Regions from separate parts of the Mus musculus genome. Here regions 1 and 2 are each linked to region 3. A link is a loop called in an ENCODE intact Hi-C map of the cell type or tissue named here. Cell type or tissue: left cerebral cortex. All regions are shown on one strand. Each heading gives the region's core, and the rest is flanking DNA. Links, peaks and the distances in the headings are about the cores only. Region 1 has its middle 100 kb from the start of Armc1. Region 2 has its middle 260 kb from the start of Armc1. Region 3 holds the start of Gm30789 (predicted gene, 30789).

The links. Peaks named below come from ENCODE experiments on the same cell type or tissue, not always from the same donor. Only the 100,000 strongest peaks of a DNase experiment are listed, where the experiment ranks them.
Region 1: it touches region 3 in a loop (4-fold over the local background); 2 of 42 quality-filtered maps call a loop at or near these places.
Region 2: it touches region 3 in a loop (3-fold over the local background); 2 of 42 quality-filtered maps call a loop at or near these places.

What each region holds. Positions count from the first base shown.
Region 1 is chr3:19,056,475-19,067,492 of GRCm38, forward strand. No RefSeq gene overlaps it. Among named protein-coding and RNA genes, the nearest start is that of Armc1, 100 kb to the right of the region's middle. In left cerebral cortex, for the core only: CTCF peaks have their summits at 4,565 and 5,931 (motif pointing left); DNase peaks (open chromatin) are centred at 4,086, 5,235, 5,509 and 5,909.
Region 2 is chr3:18,899,492-18,910,509 of GRCm38, forward strand. No RefSeq gene overlaps it. Among named protein-coding and RNA genes, the nearest start is that of Armc1, 260 kb to the right of the region's middle. In left cerebral cortex, for the core only: no CTCF peak of the experiment used is centred there; DNase peaks (open chromatin) are centred at 5,840, 6,407 and 6,848.
Region 3 is chr3:18,633,454-18,644,471 of GRCm38, forward strand. Gm30789 (predicted gene, 30789) reads right to left here and starts at 9,642. Exons shown (of 4, transcript NR_166210.1): 1 at 9,530-9,642; 2 at 6,678-6,862; 3 at 6,126-6,382. In left cerebral cortex, for the core only: no CTCF peak of the experiment used is centred there; DNase peaks (open chromatin) are centred at 4,231, 6,188, 6,997, 7,576 and 1 more place; H3K27ac peaks cover 908 bases.

The DNA.
Region 1 (11,018 bases), core at 2,079-10,078, 420 kb after region 3:
GCAAATGATGGAAGGGAAAAATCTCCTGAGCAGAAAAATATTAGTAGAGGCTTCAGGAAGAATGTTTATTTAGACTTTTACGAGAAATAAAATGTTTCCTGTATCAAAATCATTTGAGACAGGCTTAGGCTAGGTGGAATATTCATAAGAACACAGTATGTTGGTGACACTAACAAAAGTTCAGAACCTGATGAGAGCGAGATGTTCAGGGAAATGATTGTATGGCCAAAATAAAGGCTAAGAGGGAGGGAGGGAGGTAGGGAGGGAGGGAGGGAGGGAGGAAGGGGCAGGCGGCTGTCTGAAACAGCTCCTGTCACTTGCCTTATAAAGCCAGTGCTGTCTGAAACAATGAGCTCCCTCCCTCCAGCTGTCTGAAACAACTTGCTCCTGCCACCTGCTTTACAGAGCCAGCACCATGAAGGTGATGCACTTACCGCGCTGGCTGCCGCGCGCGCCCGTGGCATTTCAAACAGTGTGGATGTTAAAGGAATGCCAAGGGTCAATCTTACCTCATGCTGTTGCAGTAAGTCCTCCTGTGGGCTTTTTAAACCTCTTACTGCTCACATTCCTCCTTCTTCAAATGTTGTTCCTCCTGAGAGGCAGGACAGAAGTTTTCAGACAAGGTCAATGAGAACCAAAGGTACTCTTCCCAAAGTCACATGGGAAAGAAATAGAGACATCTCTGTAACTGAAAAGTCTAAGCTATCTCCTGTGAATTCAGCGTCATGTGTCCGTGGCTCCTTTGAATGTCTCCCTAATTATACCATCTCAGGGCTCTGTCCTGCCTTGCTCAATTTCACATTGTTTTTTTTAAGATATTTTCTTTATTTACATTTCAAATGCTATCCCGAAAGTCCCCTATACCCTCCCCCTGCCCTGCTCCCCTACCTACCCACTCCCACTTCTTGGCCCTGGAATTCCCCTGTACTGGAGCATATAAAGTTTGCAAGACCAATGATGGGCGACTATGTCATCTTCTGCTACATATGCAGCTAGAGACTCGAGCTCTGGGGGGTACTGGTTAGTTCATATTGTTGTTCCTCCTATAGGGTTGCAGAACCCTTTAGCTCCTTGGGTGCTTTCTCTAGCTCCTCCATTGAGGGCCCTGTGTTCCATCCAATAGCTGACTGTGAGCATCCACGTCTGTATTTGCCAAGCACTGGCCTAGCCTCACAGGGAACAGCTGTATCAGGGTCCCTTATCTCCTTGTACAAAGCTCAAATCTAAGTGGATCAAAAACCTCCACATAAAACCAGAGACACTGAAATGTATAGAGGAGAAAGTGGGGAAAAGCCTCGAAGATATGGGCACAGGGGAAAAGTTCCTAAACAGAACAGCAGTAGCTTGTGCTGTAAGATCAAGAATTGACAAATGGGACTTCATAAAATTGCAAAGCTTCTGTAAGGCAAAAGACACTGTCAATAAGACAAAAAGGCCACCAACAGATTGGGAAAGGATTTTTACCAATCCTAAATCTGATAGGGAACTAATATCCAATATATACAAAGAGCTCAAGAAGCTGGACTCCAGAAATTCAAATAACCCCACTAAAAAATGGGGTACAGAACTAAACGAAGAATTCTCAACTGAGGAATACTGAATGGCTGAGAAGCACCTTTAAAAATGTTCAACATCCTTAATCAATTTCACATTCTTAAAATGTGGCTGGCAATGGACACAAAGCAGGGCCTAAGCAAGTTCTGTTGAATAAGAAAGATGAGGAGCAGCAGCTTCTGGGGGCACGAAGGTTTCCTTTGTGAAGGTAAAGCTGTCCACTATGGATGGACGGCGGCATCTGTTGCATGACCTGTTCAGAAAACGGTCAGGAAGTTTATTTGTCACCTAGTCGTTTACAATGACAAAAGCAGAAGGAATTTCATCATGTCCTTTAGTCATCTAAATGCCTGATTTATATATCTCTCCCTATCTCTGTTCTGCCCAAAATTTGTTCCCAAGCAGGAACAAAAAATTACCTCCAATCCTGTTGGGATACTTGGAGGACAAGGTCTAGAAATCCTTGCCAACCATGTTTGCATCACCCATGGTCCAGAAATCTCACCTAAAACATCCACATAACCATGATACAGCAGGATACCACCTGAAGTCCAAGGGTGCCTAGGCATCTTCAAGGAGCTCATTGGTTTACGGGATTCGAGGTGTCCTGTCTCCTCTCCTCATCAAGTCAAGCAACTCATGAGATCAGCTACCTAGTGTTTCTGCCTGGTTCCCCCTTATTTTCGTTTCTAAGTGATGGAAAGACAACCAGCATCTCTTCAAAAGCACCAACCCAAAGCCTTCAGGTCACATGGAATTCTCCCTCCATCCCAGACACAACACTGAATTGGTTGCCAAATTTTATTGATGTTTGCCATAACTATTTCCCACAACTTTCTCTCTTGCTGTTCTCCTTTTTTCCCCTATAAACTCACTCTTCTTGCTGACACGGGCAATTTTCTGCTTGAAACAGGCAGTTTCACTCTTTAAACCATAATGGAGTCCTACAGGCCTTGAGGACAGGTTAGGAGTCTTTGGAGCCAAGAGAGGGCCTGCTTATGGGATGGTTAGATGGCATTTGAACAAGGAGCTCAGGCTGCACCAGATGGACAGAACACATAGACCATCCAGAGAGGGAGGAGGGCTGGCCCTATGGGACCTCGCAAGCCAGAAACGACATGGAAAGCCACTTCTGGTTTCCAGTGGAGCAGTAGAAAGGTTTGGCTTTTCAGAGGCTCCTGGGAGCTACTGGGTGAAGAGAGAGATAGTGGGCAGGCAGGAGGGCCATGAGGAATGGCTGCAGTCCTAGAAACACAGTGCAGAGCTCCGAGGCAGACGGTGCTGTATACACAGGCTCTCCCAGGCCGTTCTCTTCGCTGTTCTTCCCATGCCCTATCTTTTAAGTTTCTTCTGCTTCTCTACTCAGCCTTTTAGGAGGTCTCTCAGAGCCAGTTACAGTGTGAATGCCTGCAGCCTCAGCCATGCTAGAGGCTGCTGCAGAAGGATCAGTTGAGCCCAGGGTTTTAAGGCTGGTCTTGGCAAATAGTGAGGTCTCATCTCTAAAACAAAAAAATGTCTTCATTCCTTGGAGCCATACTAGGGAGATGCACTATCAGGAAACACTGCCAAGGTCACTTTCAATACGCATACAGAATCTCTGTCGTTGTGTGCTTTCTCCATCTGCTCCAGGCTGACCCTGTTCAAACACCATCTCCCCATCTCATGAGAAGGCCTTACCTGGACTCTCACTAGAACACAAAACTCCCCATGGCCTCTACTTTCCACTCTTCTTTGGGGCCCAGGTTCATTCCTTTGCCTATCAGCCTTCCCTACGCACTGAAGATCGTTCCCTGATGGTACTCATTGTCAATTTTGCTCAGCCACAAAAACAATTCACTCACCTGCCTCACTTGTCACCATTACTGACTGCAGAGTTCTTCCTTCTGCCCTGACTACTTAAACTTCACCAAGACACAATACTACAGCTATAGCAGACAGAAAGTGTGTAGATCCCCTTCATGTGCATGCTACTCACAAGACCATAACATTGCTGTTTGCTAAGTCACAAGGCACTTGGAACCTTAATGTTGCCTTAGACACCAAACACACAATGGGAGTACAGTCTACTCTACAACACTTCCAGCAATTAAAGCCAGAACACAAACAGATGCTTTTGTGTGAACATTGGAGTGTAAAGAGAGCTTTTTCTAAGCGTGATAAATAACAACAAAAGGCCGCTCAGCGCACAGAAGCACTGGGCCACAGCACTGAGTACAGGAATCCAGAGAGTTGAAAACGAGCTCTGTAAGTTCTGAGCCTTGACATCTTGGATCTGAATTTCCGCGGGTGTGCTGAAAGGCTCTCTGAAAGGTTTGTGCCAGTGGCCTCCCGGAGTGGCTGGGATGAGAAAGGCCAGGAGCACCGCTAAAGGCGCCTGCCACAGTCACCAGCTGCATGAGGCCTGAGTGCCCCCAGGCAAACAGACAAGCTCCGCTGGACCGGCAGACAAGCAGTCTCAGAGGCCCTCTTCCCCTGCACAAAGCACTGCTTCCCCTACTTCAAACCCTCAGCTCCTTAAAACTCCCACACCATGGAGAAATCTAAGGAAAGCAGGGGTTCCCCGGAGAGCCCAGATTTCAGGCCTGCTGGCTGTGCAGATAAAAGCCAGCAAAGGAGTACCCTGCACCAGCGCCTGTCCAAGCTCCTAGAGACTTCCCTGTACGGATGGACAGCCCTTTCAAGGATGGAGGGAGTTCTCAAATTATCCCTGCTGTGGAGAAGCTGAACCTCTATGTGGCTAGCCAGCGGGGCCAAGTACCAACTTCACCTGACAATGTAAGAAAGAAAGGAGAGTTCCATTAACATGTTCTTGTTTGATATTCTCTGTCTACAACGTAATCGCTTGCTTTCATTAGTTATTTCACTGGTGGTTCCACATTTTGAAAAAAAAAAGAAAAAGAAAAAGGGAGTTAGATTTTAAGTACATAACTAAATACACAAAATCGTTTCCTTCGGCGTTTTTACCATAGCAAAAACAAAAAACAAAAACCTGCCACCTATCAGCAGCACCCCTGGAGAACTCCGTGTCACCAGCAGGGAACTCTGCACTTGTGGAAGATGCCTATGGCTGAGTGAAATTTAAACAGGAACTGCAGAGCAGTATCAGTGAAGTCTCCTTTTGTTTAAAGATATGCACCTTTATCTTGGTTTTGGAATAATCTCCAGAAGGATAGCTACAAGCTTCCCAGGGGAGATTGTGGGAAAGTGTATTTCCTGTTTTGTTCACTTCTGTATAAAAAACAAAACAAAAACAAAAACAAAAAAAAAAAAAGACTTTCAACAAGCATCCTATATTTATACAAACAAAAATCCATGTTCAGAGGGGTGTGTGTGTGTGTGTGTGTGTGTGTAAGTTCCTAAGCTGGGGAACAAAGAACTCTAATGTAACAAGTAGTGGATAACGATGTCTTATTTGTTACTATAGTATCTATAGAACATACTATTGTCACTTCATAAGAAGTTCATGACCCTAAAGTTAGAAAATCCAGGTCATTAACAGAAATGCAGCCTCTTTGCTTCAGTGGGGAAAAAACAAAACCCTGCCACAGTCTATTGTTAAGTCCTCACTGGGGAAACTTGAGAGCAGACCCCACAACGTGGGGTGTGAAGTGAGTCCAGGTGAGAACTGCAGAGGGACAAGTCCTCCACAGCCCAGTCTCCTCTGGCCCTCCCACTCTCTCCTCAAGGCTGGCCCTGATACCTACAAATCACTTCTTTCCCCCTTCCTTCCCCTTTAGCGGTGCTCCTGGCCTTTCTCATCCCAGCCACTCCGGGAGGCCACTGGCACAAACCTTTCAGAGAGCCTTTCAGCACACCCGCGGAAATTCAGATCCAAGATGTCAAGGCTCAGAACTTACAGAGCTCGTTTTCAACTCTCTGGATTCCTGTACTCAGTGCTGTGGCCCAGTGCTTCTGTGCGCTGAGCGGCCTTTCTTTCCTGTTCTGTGTGGTGGGGCCAGCTGGTTGTAAATTATGGAATCTGCTGGAAGGGGAGGAGCGAGGGATGGAAGATATATAGTGCCCAGGTGTATTGCTCCTCAGCTGATCACCTGGGAAATGCTCAGTGAGATGCCCACCACCACCACCACCACCACCACCACCCCGTGGAGAGCTGCACACCGCTACACCGCCACATCTAACTGTTCTAAACACAGCCTACAAGGAAACTAACTTTAATAAAGAAAATAAAACACTCTTTGTTTCTGACAGAAATCACCGCGAGCTCTGACTGGCCACTCTGCTGAGAAAGAACTAAGTCACTAGGGTTCATTTTTATTTTTATTATTATTATTTTTATTTTTTTTCCTACTGCACTTGTAGCAATCCTGTAGAGGAGAAATTTAAATGAGCATTTCTCTGCTGCCATCTTGTGGTTTGTCTAGGAAAAGCACCAAAAGCCTGGTCGACCTCAACCTTGCCAATAAACAAGAAAGAAAAGGTCTTTTTGATTACTTAAAGTCATTTATTTGATAGAACAAAGTATAAGTTAATCTATGTAGCAAACCATTTATAATATATAACCCTACCAAGAAAAATGTTTATGCCTACCAGCGAAATGGCTCAGTAATAGCAAGCATTGCTGCCAAGGCCTGAGATGGTAGGAGATGGACTCACACAAGTTGTTCTCTGACCTCCCAATGCACACTGTGGCATACATACACATATACGCGCACGCACATCCAGGGACATGTGCACACACATACACGTGTATGCACATACACACACACTAAAAGTAAAGAATGCATCATCTGGAGAACTAAGGACATGCTGAAAACACTGCAGTTCTGCTTTACCTCCTCACCTCTCCTTCACAGCAAATCTGGAAAGCATGCGGGTTTCCCGTGGGGAGGAACGCAGCAGAATCTTCAAGGGAAGCTCTGTGTGCTCTTCAGAATCCCATGAGTGGGACCTGAGGCTCAGCGTCCACTCATTCGCACAGTGCATATACCTTTCACTCCTCGGGCACAGCATCAAGACAAGTGGAAGAGTGGATAAACATACGCCTATGTTTATAATTCAGATGGCTCAGTAGAGGAGGAGGAGAGGAGGGACCATGCCTGCTGCCACTCTGAAACTCTACTCTGTTAGGCTCCATATGATAGATATATAGACTATTGGCTAGACCGAGAGAGGGTTGCATCACACACATGAGGGGGAAAAGACACCTAGTTTAATTAAAATTTCAGATAAACAACAATTGAATATGTTTATATGAAAAAATATCCTTGTGTTATTTATTAAAAATTTAAATTGCTAGCAAATGTCTTATACTTTATCTGAAACCCTCGCCTTTCCTTACCTATTGCCAGTAGAAAAAAATAATATCTCATCCACATGAAAATAAACAAATTGGTTGTTCTTTCTAACATAAACCTATGATACATTAGTAACTAAAATAAAATTGAATAAGAATACCTACCATATATTAGGAAAAGAATAAGGAATGATAGAATGGTATAACTGAAGGTCAGTTCGGCCATGCAGATTTCTGGTGAGTGTCTCCACAGACAACACCACACTAAACTTGAGTAGAAGAACAAGATGGAGCCCTGTTCTCCAAACAGAACAAAGAAGCAGAGTGAAGCTAAAGCCGGTGGTATAAGCAACAATAGAGAAAATGGATGTCAGGCAGCATCTGTTTCTCAGCCTTCATACAGTCTGCAAGCACTGGCTATCAGGGGGCAATAATTAGGCAAGGTATGATCCAGTTTTCTGTCTACAATAAAACACCTGAGGAAATTCACTAATACAGTGATGCTCCCAACCAAAATCAAATTGCCCAAAACAACAGCAAGACACTGCTTTGGGAGCACTTGGGAAAGCAAACTGTTTATGCCAGCATCTGGGAAGCAAGTGAAGAAAGGGTTAAAAAGGAATTCTTTCCCATTGCTCTTCCTCATGGATGGGTACCCATCACCACTCCACCCCTGGAATCCACTCTTTTAACATGACATGCAACCTTTCAGAAATCATTTTATGTTAGTAGTGGTACTGGCTGGGAATTGAACCCAGGACTTTACATGCGATAAGCACACAATTTACCACTGAGCTCCACCCCAACTCATGCACTGATAAACATCCAAACCTCTATTTGTTACCTGCAAAACAGTATGTCAAACTGAAAGCAATCAGAGGAAGCTTGTCCAAGAGTTTTGCTTTATGAAACAGAGGCCACAGCCCCAGAGCCAGTAGCCAGTGCTGGTCTACACCCCATCTAGGGTTTTTTTCTGGATGCTGCCTCCTTAGTTGAGGTCTGACCATGAAATGGACTATTTTTTTATATTCTTGGTATAGATTTATTTGCAGCTCAGTGAAGTGGCATTACTAAACGTCAGCAATGACTAAGCACACTTGAAAGTGGTTTCAGAAAATGTCATTAATGGGGTATGCACTCACTTCCTTGCTCCTTCGCCTATCCTTCTGTGGAGCACAGATCTGATATGTGGATTCCTGGAAACCATTTGGATCACGAATGTTTGTGCCACTTTCTAGGGAAAGTGGAAGATGCCATCAGATCAAGTCTTAGTGGTTAAAATTCCTTACTTCATGTGAGGGAGTGACATACGTTTATTGCTTTTGTAGAACAGGATTTTAATATTTTCAACTGTTAGCATTTAACAAACAGAATATTTTAAGATATATTTCATTGTTATGTCTCCCTTTTCATTTCTGATTTTATTAATTTGGATACTGTCTCTGTGCCCTCTGGTTAAGCCCGCTAAGGGTTTGTCTATCTTGTTGATTTTCTCAAAGAACCAGCTCCTGGTTTGGTTGATTCTTTGAGTAGTTCTTTTTGTTTATATTTGGTTGATATTTTGTTTCAGCCCTGAGTTTGATTATTTCCTGCCATCTACTCCTCTTGGGTATATTTGCTTCTTTTTGTTCTAGAGCTTTCAGGTGTGCTGTCAAGCTGCTAGTGTATGTTCTGTCTAGTTTCTTTTTGGCAGCACTCAGAGCTCTGAGTTTTCCTCTTAGGACTGCTTTCATTGTGTTCCATAAGTTTGGGTATGTTGTGGCTTCATTTTCATTAAACTCTAAAAGGTCTTTAATCTCTTTCTTTATTTCTTCCTTGTCCAAGTTATCATTGAGTGGAACATTGTTCAGCTTCCATGTGTATGTGTGCTTTCCATAGTTTTTGTTGGAATTTAAGACCAGCCATAGTTTGTGATAATCTGATAAAATGCATGGGGTTATTTCCAACTTCTTGTATCTGTTGAGGCCTGTTTTATGACCAATTAAATGGTCAGTTTTGGAGAAGGTACCATGAGGTGCTGAGAAAAAGGTATACCCTTTTGTTTTAGAATAAAATGTTTAATAAATATCTGTTAGATCCATTTGGTTCATAGCTTCTGTTAGTTTCACTGTATCTCTGTTTAGTTTCTGTTTGCATGATCTGTCCATTGCTGAAAGTGGGGTGTTGAAGTCTCCCACTATTATTGTGTGTGATGTGATGTGTGCTTTGAGCTTTAGTAAAGTTTCTTTTATGAATGTTGGTGCCCTTGCATTTGGAGCATAGATATTCATAATTGAGAGTTCATCTTGGTAGATTTTTCCTTTGACCAGTATTAAGTGTCCTTCCTTATCCTTTTTGGTAACTTTTGGTAGAAAGTCGGTTTTATTTGATATTAGAATGGCTACTCCAGCTTGTTTCTTGGGACCATTTGCTTGGAAAATTGTTTTCCAACCTTTTACACTGAGGTAGTGTCTGTCTTTTCACTGAGGTGAGTTTCCTATATGCAGCAAAATGCTGGGTTCTATTTACGTATCCAGTCTGTCAGTCTATGTCTTTTTATTGGGGTATTGAGTCCATTGATTTTAAGAGATATTGAGAAAAAGTGATTGCTACTACTTCCTGTTTTTCTTGTTAGAGATGGAATTATATTTGTGTGGCTGACTTCTTTGGGGTTTGTTGAAAGATTACTTTCTTGCTTTTTCTAGGGCGTAGTTTCCCTCCTTGTATTGCTATTTTCCATCTATTATCCTTTGTAGGGCTGGATTTATGGAAAGATATTGTGTAAATTTGGTTTTGTCGTGGAATATCTTGTTTTCTCCATTTATGGTAATTGAGAGTTTTGCTGGGTATAGTAGCCTGTGTTCTCTTAGGGTCTGTATGACATCTGCCCAGAATCATCTGGCTTTTATAGTCTCTGGTGAGAAGTCTGGTGTAATTCTAATAGGTCTGCCTTTATATGTTACTTGACCTTTTTCCCTTACTGCTTTAATAATATTTCTTGGTGTTTTGATTATTATGTGTCGGGAGGAATTTCTTTTTTCCTATCTATTTGGAGTTCTGTAGGCTTCTTGTATGTTCATGGGCATCTCTTTCTTTAGGTTAGGGAAGTTTTCTTCTATAATTGTGTTGAAGATATTTACTGGCCCTTTAAGTTGGGAATCTTCACTCTCTTCTATACCTATTATCCTTAGGTTTGGTCTCCTCATTGTGTCCTGGATTTCCTGATTGTTTTGGGTTAGGAGCTTTTTTGCATTTTGTATTTTCTTTGACTGTTGTATCAATGTTTTCTATGGTATCTTCTGCACCTGAGATTCTCTCTTCTATTTCTTATATTCTGTTGGTGATGCTTGCGTCTATGACTCCTGATCTCTTTCCTAGTTTTTCTATCTCCAGGGTTTTCTCCCTTTGTGATTTCTTTATTGTTTCTATTTCCAATTTTAGATCCTGGATGGTTTTGTTCAGTTTCTTTACCTTTTTGGTTGTGTTTTCCTATTATCCTTTAAGGGATTTTTGTGTTTCCTCTTTAAGGGCTTCAAGCTGTTTACTTGTGTTCTCCTGTATTTCTTTAAGGGAATTATTTATGGCCTTCTTAAAGTCCTCTATCACTATCATAAGAAGTGATTTTAGATCTGAACGTTGCTTTTCCAGTGTGATGATGTATCTAGGACTTGCTATGGTGGGAGAATTGGGTTCTGGTGATGCCAAATAGCCTTGGTTTCTGCTGCTTATGTTATTATGCTTGCCTCCCTCCATCTGATTATCTCTAGTGTTACCTGCCCTCGATATATCTGACTGGAGCCTGTCCTTCCTCTGATCCTGGTTGTGTCAGAATTCCTAAGAGTTCAGCTGTCTCTGTGGTCCCATGATTCTGTGATCCTGAGATCCTGGGTGTGTCAAAGCTCCTGGGATTCAAACTGCCTCTGAGACCCTGAGATCCTGGTGTGACCAAGCTCCTGGGATTCTAGGATCCTTGGCTCCTGGGTTTATTAGAACAGCTGGGATTTGAGCTTCTTCTGGGTGTTGTGAGACTGGCTGCAGAGTTTGTGCCCAAGGTCTGTTCAGGGCACTGGCCCAGACCGGAAGGAAAGGGTGCCACTGGTTGGGTAGAGTTCCTGGGTGCCTGGGTCCTGCTCAAAAATGGACTAATTTATAACCTAGTTTGTACATGATAGATAAATTCCTGTGTCCATGAACCTATGCTGTTAAAGCAGTGAGAATTTTAGAAGAGAGA
Region 2 (11,018 bases), core at 1,004-9,003, 270 kb after region 3:
AGATATTACCTTAGAGTAAAAGGCTGGAAAACAATTTTCCAAGAAAATGGTCCCAAGAAACAAGCTGGAGTAGCCATTCTAATATCGAATAAAATCGACTTCCAACCCAAAGTTACCAAAAAAGACAAGGAGGGGCACTTCATACTCATTAAAGGTAAAATCTACCAAGATGAACTCTCAATTCTGAATATCTATGCTCCAAATGCAAGGGCAGCCAAAATTCATAAAAGACATTTTAGTAAAGCTCAAAACACACATTGTACCAGACACAATACTAATGGGAGACTTCAACACCCCACACTGATCAATTAAGAGGTCATGGAAACAGAAACTAACCAGTGACACCGTGAAACTAACAAAACTTAGGAAACAAATGGATTTAACAGATAGCTTTAGAATATTTTATCCTAAAACAAAAGGATATACCTTCTTCTTAGCAGCTCATGATACATTCTCCAAAATTTACCATATAATCAGTCACAAAACAGGCCTCAACACATACAAGAAGATTGAAATGATCCCGTGCATTCTAATAGATCACCACAAACAGAAGCTGATCTTCAATAACAACATAAATAATAGAAAGCCCACATACACGTGGAAACTGAACAACACTCTACTAAATGATAACTTGGTCAAGGAAGAAATGAAATTAAAGACTTTTTAGACTTTAATTAAAATGAAGCCACAACATACCCAAACTTATGGGACACAATGAAAACAGTACTGAGAGGAAAACTCATAGCTCTGAGTCCCTCTAACAAGAAACTGGAGAGAGCATACAATAGCAGCTTGACAGCACATCTGAAAGCTCTAGAACAAAAGGAAGCAAATTCACCCAAGATGAATAGATGGCAGGAAATAATCAAATTCAGCGATGAAATCAACCAAGTGGAAACAAGAACTATTCAAAGAATCAACAAAACCAGGATCTGGTTCTTTGAGAAAATCAACAAAATAGATAAACCCTTAGCCAGACTCATAAGAGGGCACAAGAACAGTATCCTAATTAACAAAATCAGAAATGAAAAGGGAGACATAACAACAGAATCTGAGGAAATCCAAAACATCATCAGATTCTACTATAAAAGCCTACACTCAACAAAACTGGAAAGCCTGGATGAAATGGACTATTTTCTAGACAGGTACCAGGTACCAAACTTAAATCAGGATCAGATTAACAATTTAAACAGTCCCATATGCCTGAAAGAAATAGAAGCTGTCATTAATAGTCTGCCAACCAAAAAAAAAAAAAAAAAAAAAGCCCAGGACCAGATGGGTTTAGTGCAAAGTTCTATAAGACCTTCAAAGAAGACCTAATTCCAATACTCCTCAAACTATTCCACAAAATAGAAACAGAAGGCACTCTACCCAATTCATTCTATGAAGCCACAATTACTCTGATACCTAAACTACACAAAGACCCAACAAAGAAAAAGAACTTCAGACCAATTTCCCTTATGAATATCAATGCAAAACTACTCAATAAAATTCTCACAAACCGAATCCAAGAACACATCAAAATGATCATCCATCATGACCAAGTAGGCTTCATCCCAGGGAGGCGGGGATGGTTTAATATACGGAAATCCATTAACGTAATCCACTATATAAACAAACTCAAAGATAAAAACCACATGATCATCTCGTTAGATGCTGAGAAAGCATTTTACAAAATCCAACACCCCTTGATGATAAAAGTCTTGGAAAGATCAAAAATTCAAGGCCCATACCTAAACATAGTAAAACAATATACAGCAAACCAGTAGCCAACATCAAACTAAATGAAGAGAATCTTGAAGCAATCCCACTAAAATCAGGAACTAGGAAAGGCTGTTCACTCTCTCCCTACCTATTCAATATAGTACTTGAAATCCTAGCCAGAGCAATTAGACAATAAAAGGAGATCAAACGGATACAAGTTGGAAAGGAAGAAGTCAAACTATCACTATTTGCAGATGATATGATAGCATACATAAGCTACCCCAAAAATTCCACCAGAGAACTCCTAAACCTGATAAACAATGTCAGCAAAGTACCTGGATATAAAATTAATTCAAACAAATCAGTGGCCTTTCTCTACACAAAGGATAAAGAGGCTGAGGAAAAATTAGGGAAACAACACCCTTCACAGTAATCATAAATAATATATGACTTGGTGTCACTTTAAGCAAGTGAAAGAGCTGTATGACAATAACTTCAAGTCTCTGAAGAAGGAAAGCAAAGAAGACCTCAGAAGATGGAAAGATCTCCCATGCTCATAGATTGGCAGGATTAATATGGTAAAAATGGCCGTCTTGCCAACAGCAATCTACAGATTCAATGCAATCCCCATCAAACATCCAACTCAATTCTTCACAGAGTTAGAAAGGGCAATTTACTAATTCATCTGGAATAACAAAAAACCTAGGATAGAAAAAACTATTCTCAACAATAAAAGAATTTCTGGTGGAATCACCATCCCTGTCCTTAAGGTGTACTACAAAGCAATTGTGATAAATAAAAGTAAAAAATAAAATTTTTTTAAAAACCCTGCATGCTATTGGTACAATGACAGGCAGGTAGATCAATAGAATAGAATTGAAGATCCAGAAATGAACTCACACACCTATGGTCATTTGATCTTTGACAAAGGAGCTAAAACCATCCAGTGGGGGGAAAAAGACAGCATTTTTCAACAAATGGTGCTGGCTCAACTGACAGTTAGCAAGTAGAAGAATGCAAATCAATCCATATTTATCTCCTTACACAAAGTTCAAGTCCAAATAAATCAAAAACCTCCACATAAAACCAGAGACACCAAAACTTATAAAGGAGAAAGTGGAGAAGAGCCTCAAATATATGGGCACAGGGGAAATATTCCTGAACTGAACAACAATGTCTTGTGCTATAAGATCAAGAATCAACAAATGGGACCTCATAAAATTGCAAAGCTTCTATAAAGGCAAAAGGCACTGTCAATAAGACAAAAAAGGCCACCAATAGATTGGGAAAGGACCTTTACCAGTCCTAAATCCGATAGAGGAATAGTGTCCAAAATATACAAAGAGCTCCAGAGAACCAAATAACCCTATTAAAAAATTGGGGTACAGAGCTAAACAAAGAATTATAGCTGAGGAATACCAAAGGGCTGAGAAGCATCTAAAAAAAACAAATGTTCAACATCCTTAGTCATCAGGGAAATGCAAATCAAAACAACCCTGACATTCCACCTCATACCAGTTAGAATGGCTAAGATCAAAAACTCAGGTGACAGCAGATGCTGGTGAGGAAGTGGAGAAAGAGGAATAATTCTCCATTGCTGGTGGGATTGCAAGCTGGTACAACCACTATGGAAATCAGTCTGGATGTTCCTCAGAAAATTGAACATAGTATTACTGGAAGATCCAGCAATACCACTCCTGGGCATATGCCGAGAATATGCTCCTACATATAATGAGAACACATGCTCCACTATGTTCATAGCAGCCTTATTTATAATAGCCAGAAGCTGGAAAGAACCCAGATGTCCCTCAACAGAGGAATGGAGACAGAACCTGTGGTACATTTACACAATGGAGTACTACTCAGCTATTAAAAACAATGAATTTATGAAATTCTTAGGCAAATGGATGGAACTAAAAAATATATCCTGAGTGAGGAAACCCAATCTCAAAAGAATACACATGGTATGCACTCACTGGTAATTGGATATTAGCCCAGAAGCTAGGAATACCCAAGATACAATTCACAAACCACATGAAACTCAAGAAGAAGGAAGACCAAAGTGTGGATACTTTAATCCTTCTTAAACGGGGTACAAAATACACATGGAATGACTTACAGAGACAAAGTGTAGAGCAGAGACTGCCCCACCTGGGGATACATCCCATATACAACCACCAAACCCAGACACTATTGCAGATGCCAACAAGAGCGTGCTGACAGGAGCCTGATATAGCTGTCTGCTGAAAGACTCTGACAGTGCCTGACAAATACAGAAGTGGATACTCACAGCCATCCCTTGGACTAAGGACATCGTCCCCAATGAAGGAGCTAGTGAACATATCCAAGGAGCTGAAGGGGTTTGCAGCCCCATAGGAGGAGCAATATAAACTTAGCAGTACCTCCAGAGCTCCCTGGGACTAAACCACCAACCAAAGAAAATACATAGTGAGATTCATGGCTCTAGCTGCATATGTAGCAGAGGATGGCCTAGTTGGTCATCAATGGGAGGAGAGGCCTTTGGTCCTGTGAAGGTTCTATGCCCCAGAATAGAGGAATGCCAGGGCCAGGAAGCTAGAGTGGGTGTGTTGGTAAACAGGGGGAAGGGGAAAGGAAGGGAGGGTTTTCAGAGGGGGAACCGGGAAAGAGGATAGCATTTAAAGTGTAAATGAAGAAAATATCTAATTTAAAAAAGAAAAGAAAAGCTAACAGAGATTCAGCTTGTGACCACATGGATAATGAGGTGACCCCAAGGTCTGGGGAACGAAATGAACCATCAAGTGGACATTAAGTAGGGGAAACCTTCAAATGTTAGTGATAAGGGCAGAGAGAGCATGTGAGAGAAAGGTACAGTGTAAGTCATGAACTTGTTAGTCCATTTGAGGTACTGTAGCAAAAAATGCAAACTGAGAGACTTATTAATAACAATAAGTGTGTCTTCTTATAGCTCTAGAAATTAGAAGTCCAATAGCACCAACAGCTATGGTATCTGGTAGGCTCTCTATCTGCCTGACACATTAATAAGGGCTTTTATGTCCTTATATGAGAGGGTAAAGAACCTTTTCTGGGCCTCTTTTCTATAGGTTCTTCATCTCATTTAAGAGGATACCACCTCCACAGCCTACTTACCTTCCAAAAGCTCCCCTTCTAAATTCCACCCTTTGAGAGCTGGCATTTCAACCTGGACTTGTAGAGACTCAAACATTCAGCCTGTATCAATGTTCTACGGAAGCAAAGTCAGCTCGCAAATGTTCAGTGTCAAGAGAGTACCCACAACAACTGTGAGGTCTTCCTGTCTCTTTCTTCTCTAACAATCACCACTAATTCTGGTGCTATAGAACACTGGGCAGCTGACTCAAAATTGAGAGTGTGGCCTTTGGAACTAAAGAAAAGCAAACAGTAAGGAAAATGAATAGAGAGATTTTTCTGAATATTCCTCATGAGCCCTGCTTGCTTAACATGATGTCTATAATATTAAATAGTGTCCTTGCCAAGCTTACTAAGACAGCTTGGCCATATGCTTTCCATACATTGATAAAGCTCAAGCACCACTCTCAATTTTGAGTCAGCTGCCCAGTGTTCTATAGCACCAGAATTAGTGGCGACTGCTACAGAAGAAAGAGACAGGAAGACCTCACAGTTGATGTGGGCACTCTCTTGACACTGAACATTTGCGAGCTGACTTTGCTTCCACGGGTGACTCGGAGTGGCCCCGTCTGGGGGTGACTACTGCAATACCCATGCTCCTGGGTATACCAGCTTCACGGCCTGAAACCTTTGGACCAGCCAAGGACAGAGGTAGGAGGAGTCCCATGATGTGTAGTAGGCTCAGTACCCCATCTTTCAGAAGCCTTCTTTCTGGTCTAAGCCCAAATGCTAAACAGAAAAAGTGATAACAGAAAGAACTCCTGCCCAGTGCAAATGGAGTGGCCAAAGCATACCCTACAGTGTACCCAGAGAAATTCCCTGAGCAACTTTCCTTCCTGGGACCAATACTTTTTTTTGTAATAGGTCGAAACCCCATCCCCTGATGAGGAGCATACGGCAGGGTGGTGGTCTTTCTGGGTGTACTCAGGTTTTCCCCACACCCCAGCCCAGCTCAGCCTGGCTTGTTCCTAGCAATGAAAGAGAGAAGATCCTCAGATTTAGAGCTGAATCAAAAATGTGTCACTTCTAAACCTAGAATAAAACTTGAAACATTTGGAATTTTTGTGTTTCATTTGGCTCTGGTTTAAAAAAAAAATACGAGTTTGAAGCCTCCACAGGTTTTGTGATCTCTTTTCATGGGGAGTCTTAGAAGCTTGGAAGATAAACCTAAGTGTGATCTTGATAGAATCTAGAGACTGTAATATTTTGAAATTCTTGAAATACATGGGCTACAAAGGCTGATTTCCAAACATTTATGCAGTTACTGTTAACTATTGAATGCATGCCCATACAAGCTGGAGAGTGAGATGTTAAGAGAGCCAGTTTATAACCCTGGAGAAAACCCCCTCCATAACCAGAAATTCTCCTTTAGGATACCAGAACTCAAGCCTGGATTTCCCCCCTTTAGGGTTAACATTGTGGATAGTGCTGAAATTCCCATGTGTCCCTATCAATACACAGACACCCACACATTGAATGAGCCCAAGCACAGAAGAGTATGTCTGGCAAACATGAAGAGCAGAAAAGGGCTGGTAAGCAGAGCACTCCATAGGATTTTTCTTGGCTTGGCAGGCTCGGTCTGTGCTTGCAAGCCACATGCTGCAAATGAGGAAGTCCACTGTGGAGTTGACAGGTAAGATGCAGAAAGTGCCTATCAGAAGTCAACTCACAAAACCAAGCCTTTGACAGCACAATGTGACACTCGGTGGGAAACATAAAATTTGCCAGCTGGCCCAGCAACAAGGAAAACTTCATCCAGGAAGCTCAGCTTCCTCTCTCCTGCAGAAAGTGGGCAGCCCCTTTTGATTTCGGGTTGGCATACAGAAAGGATGAGAAAGAGAGACAATAATTGCTAGTGATCAAAAGGCTGTGAAGAAGAAAATAAAACAGTGGCAAGCATTCCGTTAATGGAACTCCTCTGGACCCTCAGCAACACAAAGTGAATGTTTAAGATGGAATCCAGGCCTGGGAACATTAGAATAGAAAAGCAGGAGTCTACCCACGCAGACAAAAAGACAGAATGCATGTAAATGTTTGCCTTTCATTTATTTTGAGCAAACATTTCCTTCCACGTAACAGACTCGTCCCGACCAGAGACTTCCACCTGGTGTTCTTTCAGCCAGATGGAAGTGTAAATTATTTAAATACATGATCTTCCATTAGCTGTTGAGCTTAAGTGCCTCAAAAAAATTTAAATGCCTTTCCAGGATTCTAGAAAGCATTTGCACTAAGATAGATAAACATATTTTCAAGACACAACTCCAATGACAGAAATTTTTAGATTTTAAAATACAGTCAGCATTAGCATTTGTAAGTAATTATGAATTCTGCAAAAGTCTGTTTACACTGTAAAAAAATAAAATCAGAGTTACTGATATAATTAAGGGTTTTTTTCCCCTCCACATGGTCCACTTCGTACAAACCAAGCCCTGTGCTCATGACACACTGAGGAGCTGTAATGGCCCACCTCGAACATGGAAACACTTCCACCATTCATGGATCTGACGTTTTTGTTTTATTTTGTTTTGGTTTTTTCAAAAATATGTTTTTAAGTGAAGAAATTTTAAAAAATGTTTTTAATGTAATCAGTTTCCTGAGGAGAAATTGTGTCAGCACTCCTGGGGACTCAATAACAGCCCTGTCCACGTGTGCATGCACTGTGGGATAGATGGGTTCAGTGGAGGAAAGATGTCTGAAATGACTTCCAGACCATAATTACCTACTTGGTCATAGAATTATAAAGGGAATACATTAGAGCTAAATGTTTAAAAGTCATAAAACTTCAGAAATTGAAGCTTGAAGGTACACTGTATTGGTTCTTAACAAATTGATTTTGGTAAACCACAAATTCTTTGCCATTGGCTCTGAGATGCTCCCAGGTAGTCTCCATTTCTAACATGTTCAGATGATGTGGCTCCAGCTCACCCGTGGACCACTCTAATAGCCAAGTTCTACTTGTTCAGTGTGCCTCATCATCCCCTTGTGGGTGGCTTGTCTTCAGAGGATGAAGGCATCAGATTTCACAAAATGGGAGAAAAAAAATCACTGCTTTGCCTTCATGAACCTTTTCACATCCAGCTGACAATCAATATCAGATATCAAAATAAAGGTTACAGTGATGTGCACTAAATTATTGCGTTTTCTGCTATAACAAAATAGTAGAAGATGAGACTCTATGAAGAATTTAGCTCAGTAATTCCAAAGGCTGAGCACCTCCATCTATTTGACCTCTGCTAAGAACAAGGGGACAGCACCAAGATTGCTCAGGGCATCACAGGTCGCAGGAAAATGGAAATCAAACACTCATTCTTCCTACAACTCTCACACTAACCATGTCATGGTTAGTGTGATTAACCATTAATTATTGGTGAGGAAAGATTCCCCAGTGGGCTGACCTTTCTCCATGGGGCCTCACCTCTTACGGGTTCTACCACCTCAGAATCATCCACTAAGAATTACACCTATAGCACATAACCTTTGAGAGATACACGCAAACTGGATCCAAACTGTTCCACACAGTGGCTTTTAAACTTGTTTAGCACAAGAAATTAGTATTTTGAAAGATACTCACTCACCAGTCTGGTTTAAATTAACTGTGTACCTTTGTTTCCGACCAATTCACTTCTCAGTCTGAATTCACTCAACCATCATGACTAGCTCAGATGACAGAACTCTTCTACTGTAGTAAAGAGAGCCCAATGTCTGTGGCCTTGTTTAATTATCTTTCTGTTCCTGAGTCACTTTTCTTCTTTATCTATGCTTTGATCCAAGCTCCTCAAAGTAGTCCCAACGTGAAAAATGCCTGGGCTTGGAATCTTGTATTTATCAAGGTTTCACTTCACATTCCCTTTTCTTTCCCTCCCTCCCTCCTTTCTTCCCTTCCTTCTTCCTTCCTTTCCTTCCTTCCTTCTTTCCTTTCATTTTATTTTTTGACATGACCCAATTTGTTTTGGACAGGGTATATATGGTATGTTTTTAGTCAGTTTTGTTACTGTGATGAACAAAACTTGTGTTCCATCAGGAAGAGCTGAAAAGAGGAAATCTGCTTTTTCTCTCAGCTTCAGAGACCTCCCTTTGTGCTTGGGGGCTCCATCACTACTGGGCCTATGTGTGATACGTGGGTGTTATAGCAGGTCTGTGTTTGGGGGCTTCATCATTCCTGGGTCTGTGTGGTAAGGTAGATATCACAGCAGAAAGTACATGATGGAGCAAGATGGGATCATGACCAGGAAGTTGAGTGAAACTGAAAAGGACCCAGAAATGATACGCCCTTTAAAGTCCTTCCCCCCCAGGAACCACCCTCTAAGCAGGTGCCTCCCTGTGGAAGTACAGCCACCCATGAAGTTTTGATGAGTTAACCATGAAGGTTAAGATCCTTATAATCTATTCCCTTCTCAGAGGCCCATCAACTGGTAACCAAACCTTCAGAGGACAGTTTAGATTCAAGTCATAAGAATGTCTCTTTTCGTTTCCTGTCATGACTGTTCAGTCCCACAGCTCCTTGGCCAGATCTCATTCCCATTTCACTTCACTCTCTTATTGTCCCTCCCACACTGGCAGAGGCCTAGAGATCACCATTCCATCACAACTCTGCCTCAGTATTCACCAGCACCATCTCTATCATGGAGAAAAGTCATACACAGTGAGTGTATGTGACAGTTTCCATATATCAGCTCAGCTGAGGTTTCTGTTTTTAACAAAATTGACTTTGGGAGCTCAGTTCTTACTAACCCTGCCTTTTCAATGCCATAAAAAGAATGATCTTCTGTGCCTTGTCCAGTCTCTTGTCATCAGAGAGATGTCCTCCAGCAGTTGGTTGGAACAGATGTAAAGACCCACTGCCAAACATTAGCCAGACAGAGAGGCCAGGTTGTAGATCTCCATCAGGACCCTCCCTCTAGAGCTCAGGAAATACTGCAGAAGAGGGAGAGGAGAAATTATAGGAGCCAGAGGGGTCTAGGACACCCAGAGAACGTGGCCCAGAAGATAATTAAACATGGGGGCTCACAGAGGTTGAAGTGGGAATCACAGAGCTTGAGTGGATCTACACTTGATCCTTTGCAAATATATTATGGCTGTTTGGTGTTTGGGGGACTCCTGACAATGGCAGTGGGAGTGTCTCTGATTATTTTGCCAGCTCTTGGTAGCATTTTACTCTTTCTCAGTTCCCTTGCTCAGCATTGATGTGAGAGTTTGTGCCCAGTCTTATTATATCTTGTGCTATGTTCCATTGCTATCCCTGGGAGGCTTGCTCTTTTCTTCGGGGAGGTGGGAAGGAGTGTAGCTGGGGGAGACGGATGGTGAGAGTATTGGGAGGAATGTGTGGAAAGGAAGCTATGGTCAGGATGTATTATATGAGAAAAGAATAAAATTCTGTTTTTAAAAAAATGATCTTAAAACCTGATTCTTTTACAAATTTGAGGTTTGAAAGCTTACAAATAACACACTTCCTTTCCCCAGCTCAGTTCAGAAATGAGATGCACACAGATCCAAGTTGATAAAATGAAATGCAGTCCTCATTTTTATTAAAGCTGTTAGGAAATTTTGTGGAAGGTGAGAGGAATAAATGCACCCTCTAAGGATTGCTCAATTGTCTTAAAATCACAGACTGTGTCCAAGCTGTGCTCATCACTGTTAACTGCGAGTCCTGCAGTCTCATTAGCACGCGTCACCTTCCCAGAGCCTGGGCAGAGCCAGTTCTGCCTAGTTTGCTGCATATTCAGGAGCTGATGTCTTCTTCTCAAATTTGTCTTTCAGATTTCTTTTTCTCTGCTCATTCCTCCCTCCAGAAATGCTTGGTGAGGGATAGAAAGGAAGTGACTTGAATATGAGCTTATTGATGGACATAGGCAATTTAATATCAGTTGCTGGCTCTCTCCCCATGTCTGTGCATCCTTGCCAATGTGGGCACAATAGAATCTCATGGTTTTTTGGCCTGTTCTTACTGTTTGAATGGAAATGGGCCTCATTGGCTCATAGATTTGAATACTTGCTTCCCAGCTGGTGGAACTGTTTGGGAAGGATTAGGAGGTGTGGGCTGGTTTGAGTATGCTTGACCCAGGGAGTGACACTATTAGGAGGTGTGGCCTTGTTGGAGTAGGTGTGGCCTTGTTGGAGGAAGTATGTCACTGTGGGGGTGGGCTTTGAGACCCTCCTCCTAGTCACAT
Region 3 (11,018 bases), core at 1,344-9,343:
GCCTTCCTCTGATGTTCATACATTTGGCACAAGCTAGTATTGTAGGTCCTTCATTTTTAATCAGGTTGGCAAATGTCTCCCATCTCTGGCTGGTGTATTGGGCTCTTTCTTCCCATCTACCCAGTGCTAATAGCTCATCTAATTACTACCTGCTACATGATCTGTTATCCCTGTGGATGTTTAGATTCATACTACTTTAACCCTATCCACCCCTGACAGTGAACTTTCCCTCTGACTCCTTCACTGGGAATTAGCTGGCACAGGCTTTTGAAAGCAGGACCCGTGTATGAGCTCTCAGGACCACAAACCTTGCCATGCCTTGAGACTGAGAATACCAGAGCCTAAAAGCAAGTGTAGGTGGATTTCTGCAGCTTTAAGAACCTAAGCTGGAACACTGAATAGTTTGCAGCCACCTCCATGAATGAGCTATCAGTCAGAGTACAGAGTGGTAGAGAAAAATCTCATGACTGGTAGGAAACTAGGAAAGATTAGGGGTGATCTTAAAACCCAAAGAGCAGTATTTATCAACTGTGTAATAAAACTTATGAAGTTATTTAAATGAACTAATTACGAATAATTATTTAGACACTATTATATATAATAATAAAATAATAATGTACATTTTGTCATATGTAGTTCTGATACAGTCTCTCATTTATTGTCTTTAGACTCAGCTCTTTCACCTTTTCATAAACAGTGCTTCTCATGTTGCAGAAACTGACATCTACAGCCTTGTATGTGGCATACAAGACTTGTATATAACATCCAAGCCAATATCCCTACTCATTTGCTCATTCATTCAGGCAACAAATGCTTACAGTAAGCTTGTTGAGACAATGGACACAATGATTCCATTATTTAAAATGATGCATGTGTCCTCTTGGTATAGTCCATAAAACAACCTATATGATTGTGAATAAAATAATGTTGCCTCTCAGTCTCTCCAGGAGTCTCAAAATCTGCAGATGTTTAACCCTCCTCTACATTAGCATTTGTTAATAATATTTGTGTAGTACCTATACATACTATAATTTTTCTCTAGATTACTTCTGATACGTAACCCTAGGAATTGCAAGAGAAACAGTCATTATATTATTTCATTCAGAAAATAGTCACAAAAAAAAGCTCTAAACATGATCAATGTTGGCATAGTTTTTCCCCCACATATTTTCAATTTGTGATTTATTTGAATCTGTGGATGTGGTGGGCTGACTATACATGCTGAAGCTTGACCACAGAGCAATGTGAAGTAATTCAATCGTTGTCTCTTCTCAACGCACTGCTTAAAAGTCAAAGAAAATTACTAGTGTTCATTTGGGCAAGGACAATGTATTGTGGTTGCCTCTATACTCCCGTCCTTTTACTATGGCAGCAACCATCAGACTTACACTTGAAGTTCACCTCTTACACTCAAGAGATTGTTATCTATCTACTGTCTCTAAGACAGGCCCATAAATGCTAGCAAGCAGTAATGTAACCCAGAGTCCTTGGTGGTTTAAAAGGAAGTTCTTTACTAGGACAAAACTGGATGATTAACTGTTGGGAAATCACAAGACTCTGAAATCTATTCCCAGTGGTCTTGGAATCTAGAACATTAGAGCCAGCTGTTGTAAAGGTTCCAGTTCTCAGTCAGTTTTCAGTTTCTCCCACACTCTAAGCAAAGCAATATTGGGCCACCAGGCTCAGCAACACTCAGACTCTAAGATACTATGCCAAGAAAGGGTGCATGTTATTAGAACTTGCTCTACAAGCAGTGATTTTTACCTTGACCAAATCTTTGTATTCATAAATCTTGGAACTGGGATGATTCAGAACCATCACAAGGTTTTTGGTTCTAAAACACATCCTAGAACCATCACATTTAATCAGATTAAAGCACCAGACCCGACCTGAATCCCAGTTTTCACGTGCTCTGAGACAACTAGCTAGGCTCATACCCAACCTTGTCCTGCTGATCCCTATTTTGCTGAATCTTTTTCACAATGATTATGTTTGCTTTCAAGAAAACAAAATTTCTTAAGACTGCCATACACATCACTACTGAAATACTCATCACCAGGGACTCCTATCATACTTCAGCCACCACTGGAGTATCTACACTAACTTAGATCTTTGTTTCAGTTTACACTGTTCCAATGTAAATTGTGATTTAGTATTGGCTATGCTATGAGGCCCAAAATGGAAACAGTAATGAGAAATTAATAAATGGGAATCAAATGAGAAAGATGGATAGAAGTCCATCCAGAAGAAAAAAACAGACAAATGTGAGTGATAATTAGTGATGTTAGATTAGATAGATGATAAGATAGGTGATAGATAGATACACAGATAAACAAAGAATTCTCAAAAGAGGAACACTGAATGGCTGAGAAGGACCTAAAGAAATGTTCAACATCCTTAGTCATCAGAAAAATGCAAATCAAAACAACCTGAGATTCAACCTCACACTAGTCAGAATGGCTAAGATCAAAAACTCAGGTGACAGCCAATGCTGGCAAGGATGTGGAGAAAGGAATTGCTGCTGGGATTGCAAGCTTGTACAACCAACCATTCTGGAAATCAGTTTGGTGGTTCCTCAAAAAATTGGACATAATACTACCTGAGGACCCACTAATACCACTCCTGGGCATATACCTAGAAGATGCTCCAACATGTAATAAGGACACATAATCCACTATGTTCATAGCAGCCTTATTTATAATAGTCAGAAGCTGGAAAGAACCCAGATGTCCCTCAACAGAGGAATGGATACAGAAAATGTGGTACATTTACACAATGGAGTACTACTCAGCTATTAAAGACAATAACTTCATGAAATTCTTAGGCAAATGGATGGAACTAGAAAATATCATCCTGAGTGAGGTAACCCAACCACAAAAGAACTCACATGATATGTACTCACTGATAAGTGAATATTAGCCCAGAAGCTTGGAATACCCAAGATATAATTCACAGACCACATGAAACTCAAGAAGAAGGAAGACCAAAATGTGGATACTTTGATCCTTCTTAGAAGGGGGAAGAAAATACCCATGGAAAGAGTTACAGAGACAAAGTGTGGAGCAGAGACTGGAGGAAAAGCCATCCAGAGACTGCCCCACCTGGGGATCCATCCCATATACAATCACCATAGGCAGTCACTATTGTGGATGCCAACAAGTGCTTACTGACAGAAGCCTGTTATAGCTGTCTCCTGAGAGGCTTCACCAGTGCCTGAAAAATACAGAGGTGGATGCTCTCAGCCAACCATTGGACTGAGCACAGGGTTCCCAATGAAGGAGCTAGAGAAAGGACCCAAGAAGCTGAAGGGATTAGCAGCCCCATAGTGGGAACAATATGAACCAACCAGTACTCTCAGAGCTCCCAGGGAGTAAATCACCAACCAAAGAGTACACATGGTGGGACTCATGGCTCCTGCTGCATATGTAGCAGAGGATGACATAGTTGGTCATCAATGGGAGGAGAGGCCCTTCATCCCGTGAATGTCCTATGCCCCAGTGTAGGGGAATGCCAGAGCCAGGAAGCAGATATGGGTGGGTTGGTGAGCAGGGGGAGGGAGGGAGAGGATAGGAGGTTTTCTGCGGGGAGACCAGGAAAGGGGACAACATTTGAAATGTAAATAAAGTAAGTATCTAATAAAAATAAATAAATAAATAAAGATAGATAGATAGATAGATAGATAGATAGATGATAGATAGGATATATAATTAAACCATTTATTCAAGAGAGATTATAGTGATCAATGAAGTCATGCCATACATTAAGAAGTATGATTAATAATTTTCTTATTTGAAATCAAAAAAATAATATAAAACTATACAAGAAAGCTGAGATTTCTTTTAAAATGAGAAATTAATACGACAAACTCCAAGCTAAAGAAAAAAATAAAAAACAAGTTAATTAGACAACATTTGCCTGTGGAACTCAGACTTTATCACGCCTTCCCTTGACATGTCTCCTTACCGCTTCATGTCTTTAGTTAACCAAACAACAGTGAAAGCCAAAAAAATGAGACTAATACACTGAGTTACCATGTTCGACAGGGGAAGCATAAACATCTTCTAAGGTGAGGCTACTATAAGCAAAGGTGAATAAAGACATCTGAAAGAACCATTCAGTTGCACAAAAGTACTGCAGAGGCTGTATCCTCACAAACTTGAGCATCTGCCATGACAACATGATAAATGCAGCAAGTGAACAAAGACAAGCTTCTTTGGACAATCCCACACTCTACAGCCTGGGCAAATCTCAAGGTAGCCTTCACATGTACCAGCAGGGTGCTGGCTTCCCACTCACTCCTACTCATAGCCACTCACCCATACCCATGAGCAGCTGCAAGCTCTCAGATCACAACAAAAATAACAATATTTCATTGTCTTTGGAAAATATTCAGCCTTCAGAAGATTTCTCAGACAAATTACATGTTGAGCAAGATGCCAAGCACTAGCCACAGGTGGCTTCTGAGTATAAAAAATGTGACTAACTCAAAAGTAAATATGCAGGCCTAGTATGATAAGCAGAATGCTGGAATATCATGTGTTCAAATGACATGATGAAAATGTTGAGTAAATATATATATATATATATATATATATATATATTCAATTAGATTATTTTTGTGGCTTGCATTCTATTTCTACTAGTCTGTCCTGGTCTATAATTTACATACTGATTCATATCTGATTTCAGTTAGTTATTAATATGAAATGGTGTCTGATTATTTTCCTACAAAAGTGGAAGACTAGATGCAGTATTATATAGAACACTCAAAATTATATTTGGTTCTCTAGCTTTTCTGAAGTTTGTGGCCCTTTCTATGTTTTCCATTACACTTTTGGGCTAAATAGAATCCTACCAAATCAAATCCATAATGCATGTAAGTTGGGTGCAGCCTACAAATAACCCGAGTGATTGCAAATGGGGTCGTTTGTGTCTGTAGTACCAGGACATCTGTAGCATCCAGAGGTCTCATGGGGGATCTACTCCCAATCCTCCCAAGAAAAACTCACTGACAATCTAATGTGGAACAGAGATGAAAACTATGCAAACATTAGCATGCCATTATCTTTAAAGATCAGTCAAACTTTAGGAAGTGGAACTCTGAGACTTCAGTGTGATGCAAATCACTGTGCTGGGGGCAAGTTTTCTCACCTAGGTATCACCACACTAACGTTACACTGTTCTGCTTTCTTTTTCTAAACTTCATTTGAGCCTGATCCCCAGAGTTAAACCCTATCTGTCAAGAGACTTGTTATATGTAATGCTCATTTGTGTTTCATAATTATTTTGAATCAACACAATTAGTTCCACATTCTTCTGTTTTCTTCCTAAGACAACTGTAAACATTTTCATGCAATTCCAGCTTTTGGTAATAATTACCTTTTCATTTACCAAACTAAAAAAAAAAAAAAAAAAAAAAAAGTAAAATGGTCCAGAGGAAAAACCAAGAGGTTTTTCTCTTTCAATTATCTGTGATAATTCTAAAATTTAGAGTGTCTTTGGTCATACTTTTAGTGAGATTAACCTAAGAATAAGTCTGAGGGACATTTAATTTTTTAAGAACTATACTTGAATTTAAAATTTCACTTTATTGTCCAGTATTATCTGTATTGATTACACAATAAACTTAAGGAAAACACGGAGTATTTGATAGGGCAGTCTCAAACTTGCAAGTGTATTAGAATCATCCAAGTTTAATGACTGCTTCTATAAATTAAATGTACATCCCCAAAGCACACTGGTAATAGCTTATCCAATAGAACTCAGAATCTCTAGGTTTGAAGAGAGGTGGGGAGTAATGCTCTTAACCCTTAAAGATTATGGGTGACAATATGTCTCATACATTTCATTTAAGTTGGACTACAATGATTTCAATTTGATGGCCCTCCCTCACCTGAAGTTAGAAGAGTACATTGTGGTCAACCAAGGAGTAGAAGTTTAGGTGTCTTTCTAGACAGTCCACTTTTGCATTTCAATATTTCTAAGAAGGCTTTCTTCACAAATTGCTCCTAAAATAGTATTTCCTAACAGATTCTTCAGAGGCTGGCAAATTCCCTACTGGGTGGTAAAATTTGTAGACAGGAACTAAGCATGGAAAATGAATTCATTTTCTTCAGGCCACTTACCCTAAAGCACATACCACCATCTGGAGGGTGTGGACACCAAGATAAGAACTCAGAACACAGTCTCTGGGTTGTCCTCTGTCCCATAGCTGGGCCCTCCACAGAGACCATGTTCAGGTGTGTGCTGCTTCTTTCTGTCTGGATGTGTGGTTCTCCCCAGGATGACACTTGGGCAATTTTGAACAGTATGATAACAAGATGACAGGGAAGCCTCTCTGGTGTCCCAAGGTTTGAAGACGGAGGTGGTGGTTCCGGAGTCTCTATACATCAGGAGAGAGAAAAGAGTTTCCTCTTACAGGTGAGCATCAACATCTGTGACACTGAAAGCTCATCTTGTAACATTAAATCTCAGGTCAATGGTCCCTCTGGACATGTCACCCTTGGTTCTAATAGGATCCTAACAAAGAGATTTGAAAATCAAAGTATGTAAGGATAGAAGGATCAATAACAGGGCATCATTAAGAATAGTGCCCATAGTCAATAAACAGATCTGTTAAATTAGAATTACTAAAATCAATGAGTCCCACCCTTGCCACAATGGCAGTAGCAGCCTACCTCGAGGACAGAGATCATCAATGGTGGCAGTCCTATCAGAACCCTGTTTTCACAAGAGCTTGAGCATCCAGTTTAAGTCACGGTATTCTCCCCAAATTGAGATCTGATAAGAAAACAGGTATTTTTCCTATCCACACACAGCCATTGTGAGAACATTCAGCTGCTTTTTAAATCAAGTGGTAGCACTGTAAGAAAAAGGCACGAGGTAGTTAAAAATTTGAAGAATATGTCAATTGGTAAAATTAGATAAAAAGTTACGCTGTGTTCTGCCCTACATTTGGACTATCACAAGTGAGGCAAACTTTTCTAGGCACACTGCTGAGGACTGCCAATTTAACAAGCTGTTCTGTGCTGCAAGGGACATATTTATGGACATACTTTCAACGAGACGTACCTAGTGCTACCAAGCTGTGCTGTACTGAAGAGCAGAAAGAATCAGAACGATGGATTTAAAAAAAAAAAAAAAGAAAGGATTTCACACATGGGTCCTATTAAAATCAGAGCAAGTATTCTGCATTTTACAGGCAAAAATATTTAAAATAATGACAGGGTTGTTGCATGATCTAAGAAGAAAACACCCGGGAAATGTAAAAGACAAGATTGACACAGCATGTTTAGCCCAGGCTGTTGTATGACAAGGCTCTTGAAGGGAAAGAGGAAAAGCCCTGAACACTCTGAATATTCTCATTTTTAATCAGCTGGGTCAATCCAGCTCTAACCCTGTTTAAAACCTGGCGTTATTTTCTCAATGATTTTCGAACAATTAAATATGTGGCCATTTATGCCCCCTCAGCTTTCTGAAGGTCAGCAGATCACTCACTGGCTGTCATTAGTACTACTGTGTTTTATATGAGAATTCTTTGATGGTGTATGCCCTATGATGTACCTTCTATCCTGGGGAGCATGTGTGGGGAAACTACTGAGTCAGAATCCTTTTTTGTTTAAAACTAACCACCTATTTCTATTTCTGGAATTGTAGATACCACGCCAACTTAGAGCCCATCTTCTTTGTTCTGAGGGAAAAAAAATCGTTGAAAGAGAAAGAATAGAATATAAAATCATTGTTTTTGTTGATATATCAGAAATCTGAAGTATAGCTTCTTTTTATGAGGGAATCACTTTTCTTTCATGCATTAAATGTATATCCCCCACTTCTCTGGTCTCTCATAGAGACTTCAGGAAGAAAGAAAGGATTGTGACTTTTCTGTTTGATTACTACTGTCACCACGGCATTTTATCGAGTCACAGATATCTGGATGAGCTCCTTTCTGATAATCTGATATTGTTGGCTTAGCAGGCCATGGGATCTTGGCAACAGGCATAAGCCAATGAGCATGACTTCGAGCCAGAAAAAAAAAATGTTTGCAAAAGTAGTGATTGGCTGCTATGGTGGGCTGAGCCTGTACTAACCTATAACTTACATCCAAGAGAGGATGTCTTCAATAAAGAGGCCAAACCTCCTAGAAAGACTGCCACTGCAAGGAAAGAGTCCAGAGCTGAATACCCAACATGGGTATGTGAGATGTTCCAGAGGGAAAGAGGCCATAGACTGGGAAACTGACACTACTCTAGACCCACTGTTTATAAGAGTAAGGATGTAAGTTCATAAATTAAGAAAGATGTTTGCTTAGAGCTCTGAGTCTGCAAGCTTGGGCTGCCTTGGGCATGGAGAAGAGTAAGTAACTTGGGCCCTTTTCTTCTCAAATAGGTTGAGAAACTATGACCAGTGTTGCAATCTTGACTAGGGGTTCGACTCCTTCCTCATAGTCCTTGCCTTTTACAGAAGTGAGAGCAGCTGAGCTGCTGCATTTGACCAAGCATTGTAGCTTCTTCCTCTGTGAAAGGTTATATAACTTAAGACTGAACAAGTTCCTAAGAGTGGGAAGAAATTAGAAGAAAAGATGCTCATTTTTATTTGAATATTACAAACTATTCTATTCCCTAACTCAGAAAGCAGGACAGAGTCTTCATAAAACAAAGTGAATGTCCAAACTGGGGAAGATGTCTCTGTCTTTGATTTTTGGATAAAAGCAGGAGACCCATTAGCTAAAATCTACTCCTGAGATTTAGACAGTGTGACAACCACAAAAAACAAACAAACAAAAAAAACAAAAACAAAAACAAAACAAAACATACAAAAAACAAACAAACAAACAAACAAACAAACAAAAAACCCAAAACATGCTTTATGTGGAGATGCAGCTAATTCATGGGCAGAGAAGTCAAGGTGTGTTAGAAAGTTGATCTTTAGATGTAATCTGTTTAGTTACAAAAGCCACTCTAGCCCACAAAGCAAACTAAGGTTTTATTTCAGATTAAGAATATTTTGATTCTGATTTATACACTCTTGAAATTATAATTGCAAATTTCCTAATGGTTTTACCTTGGTTTTTAACAATGTTAGATGCAGATGGGTAAAGTATTCATATTAGGTTGTTGTTGTTGTTGTTGCTGTTGTTGCTGGTGTTGTTGTTTAATGTTGTAGCTAGCATCCAAAAGAGTTTCAAAGACTCACTACAGTTCAGAGGAGCAGTACTCTACCCCAAGAGTCAACTTCTATGATTGACACTCTGCAGTCTTTGTACCATACTAATCTCAGCAGAGAAAACATTAAAGCCCATCACAACAAAGCAGTCCAGCACCCAGGCTATAAATGCCTTGAGATGGAGCTAATCCATAGCAGACTTATTCTTTTCAACTTGGAATAAGATAGAAGACACAGAACTCACACCAGGAAATACATGAACCCACTCGTGAAGCATCAATGATGGCACTCCATCCAATGGATGCCCCTGATAGCCCACCAAGGTTGGAATCCAACTCTTCTGTGAAAATATAATCAAGCAATTTACCTTCTCTTTGCCTCATTTCTCTCTGTTGGTGCTGGGGGTGATGCAGGAGATGATATAAGGATGAAGTGAATTAACATGCTTGGAGTTTCTGGAGCAGTGCCTAGTAAGTGCTCTGTAAGTGCTAGACAAATGCAGGAGATCTCAAGGAAGGAAGTCTCAAACAGGAATCAGGAAATCAGTCTAGCTACTGAAGTGTGTCTAGGAAGGATTTCTTTCCCATCTTAGGGCTGCTATTTTCTGCCCTGTGAATACAGACAACAATATCTATCCAAGCAATTATAGAGACTTCAGTGGAGAGGAAATGTACTTTGAAAAATGTCCATTAAATTATAATAGATCTTGGTAATAGATTCCCTTCTTTGCAAGAGAACATGTAGTGCGGTTTGGGGACTGAAAAGTCAAGAGCTGGTTATCATCTGCCCCATCTCTAGCAGTCAATTCTTGGGCACTCACAGTCCTTCAGTCTGTTTGGCTCCATGAGTTGCACACCCTCTCACTTGATCTCCATAGAAATACTGTAAACAAACCTGTTTTGGGGAAGAGGGGTCTACAATTCAAAACAGGCTATACCATTTGTCCCCTGCTCTTAACCAGCACAGAGTAAAACTGAGTCCACCGAGTCTTAACCACTGGTTCAAGTTGTCTCCTGTCCCCTCCCCGCTTCTCTAAACAATAGACTGCTTGGCTCTTATTCTCTGGAGCAATACAGTTTTTTCTTGAGTTGCCTTTTTTGGTCCTTGTCACAAATTATCTGCTGGTAGTCAGGCTTCACAAAAATAGAGGCGAGGCCTGTGCATCTGTGTGCATTCCCAGGATGCTGGCCAAGTGTCTGGGAGTGTGGAGGAGTAAAGTGACCAAGAGGGAAGAATAAACACTCCACTTGCTGGAATGTTTTTGCTTCCCCACTGAGCAAGGATGAAAGCCGCTACCTCAGATGAGTGTGAAGGCCCAATCACAAGAACAAAGTTGAAAGCTTCTGAAAATCACAGAGCTCTTTCCAGATCATGACAATTCATGTTTGTCAAATTGTGCTCAGGTGGAGAAAGGCTAGACTTCTTCCCCAATTCCTCTGGAAAATGGACTTTTAAGGAAAGGGATTTTTGTTATATACCATAAATAGAGAAAAATATACAAGACAGACAGAGATGGACAGAGAGGTTACAAGCTGTCTGCCATGAACTTGGAACACTAACTGGGCAGCAGATTGGCTACTGTTGAATCTCTTATGGCTCCATCACACCTTCATTCTTCTCTAATTTTTTGCCTGTCCAGCCCACTGTGGAGGCTACATAGTTTGAAAGCTATGCAGGAAGGTTATAAACCACACATGCAATGAGGGGCAAGTTATTGGGCTTGAGAATGATACTCCAAGTACTGTCATTTTGTGCACAAGAGACCTAGAACTGAAGGAGCTTGGCAAAGCTAGAAAGCAAGCCTTCTGTAGCATTCTCTTACCCTCCTTTATCTTTCCTTCATTTCCTAAGGCAGG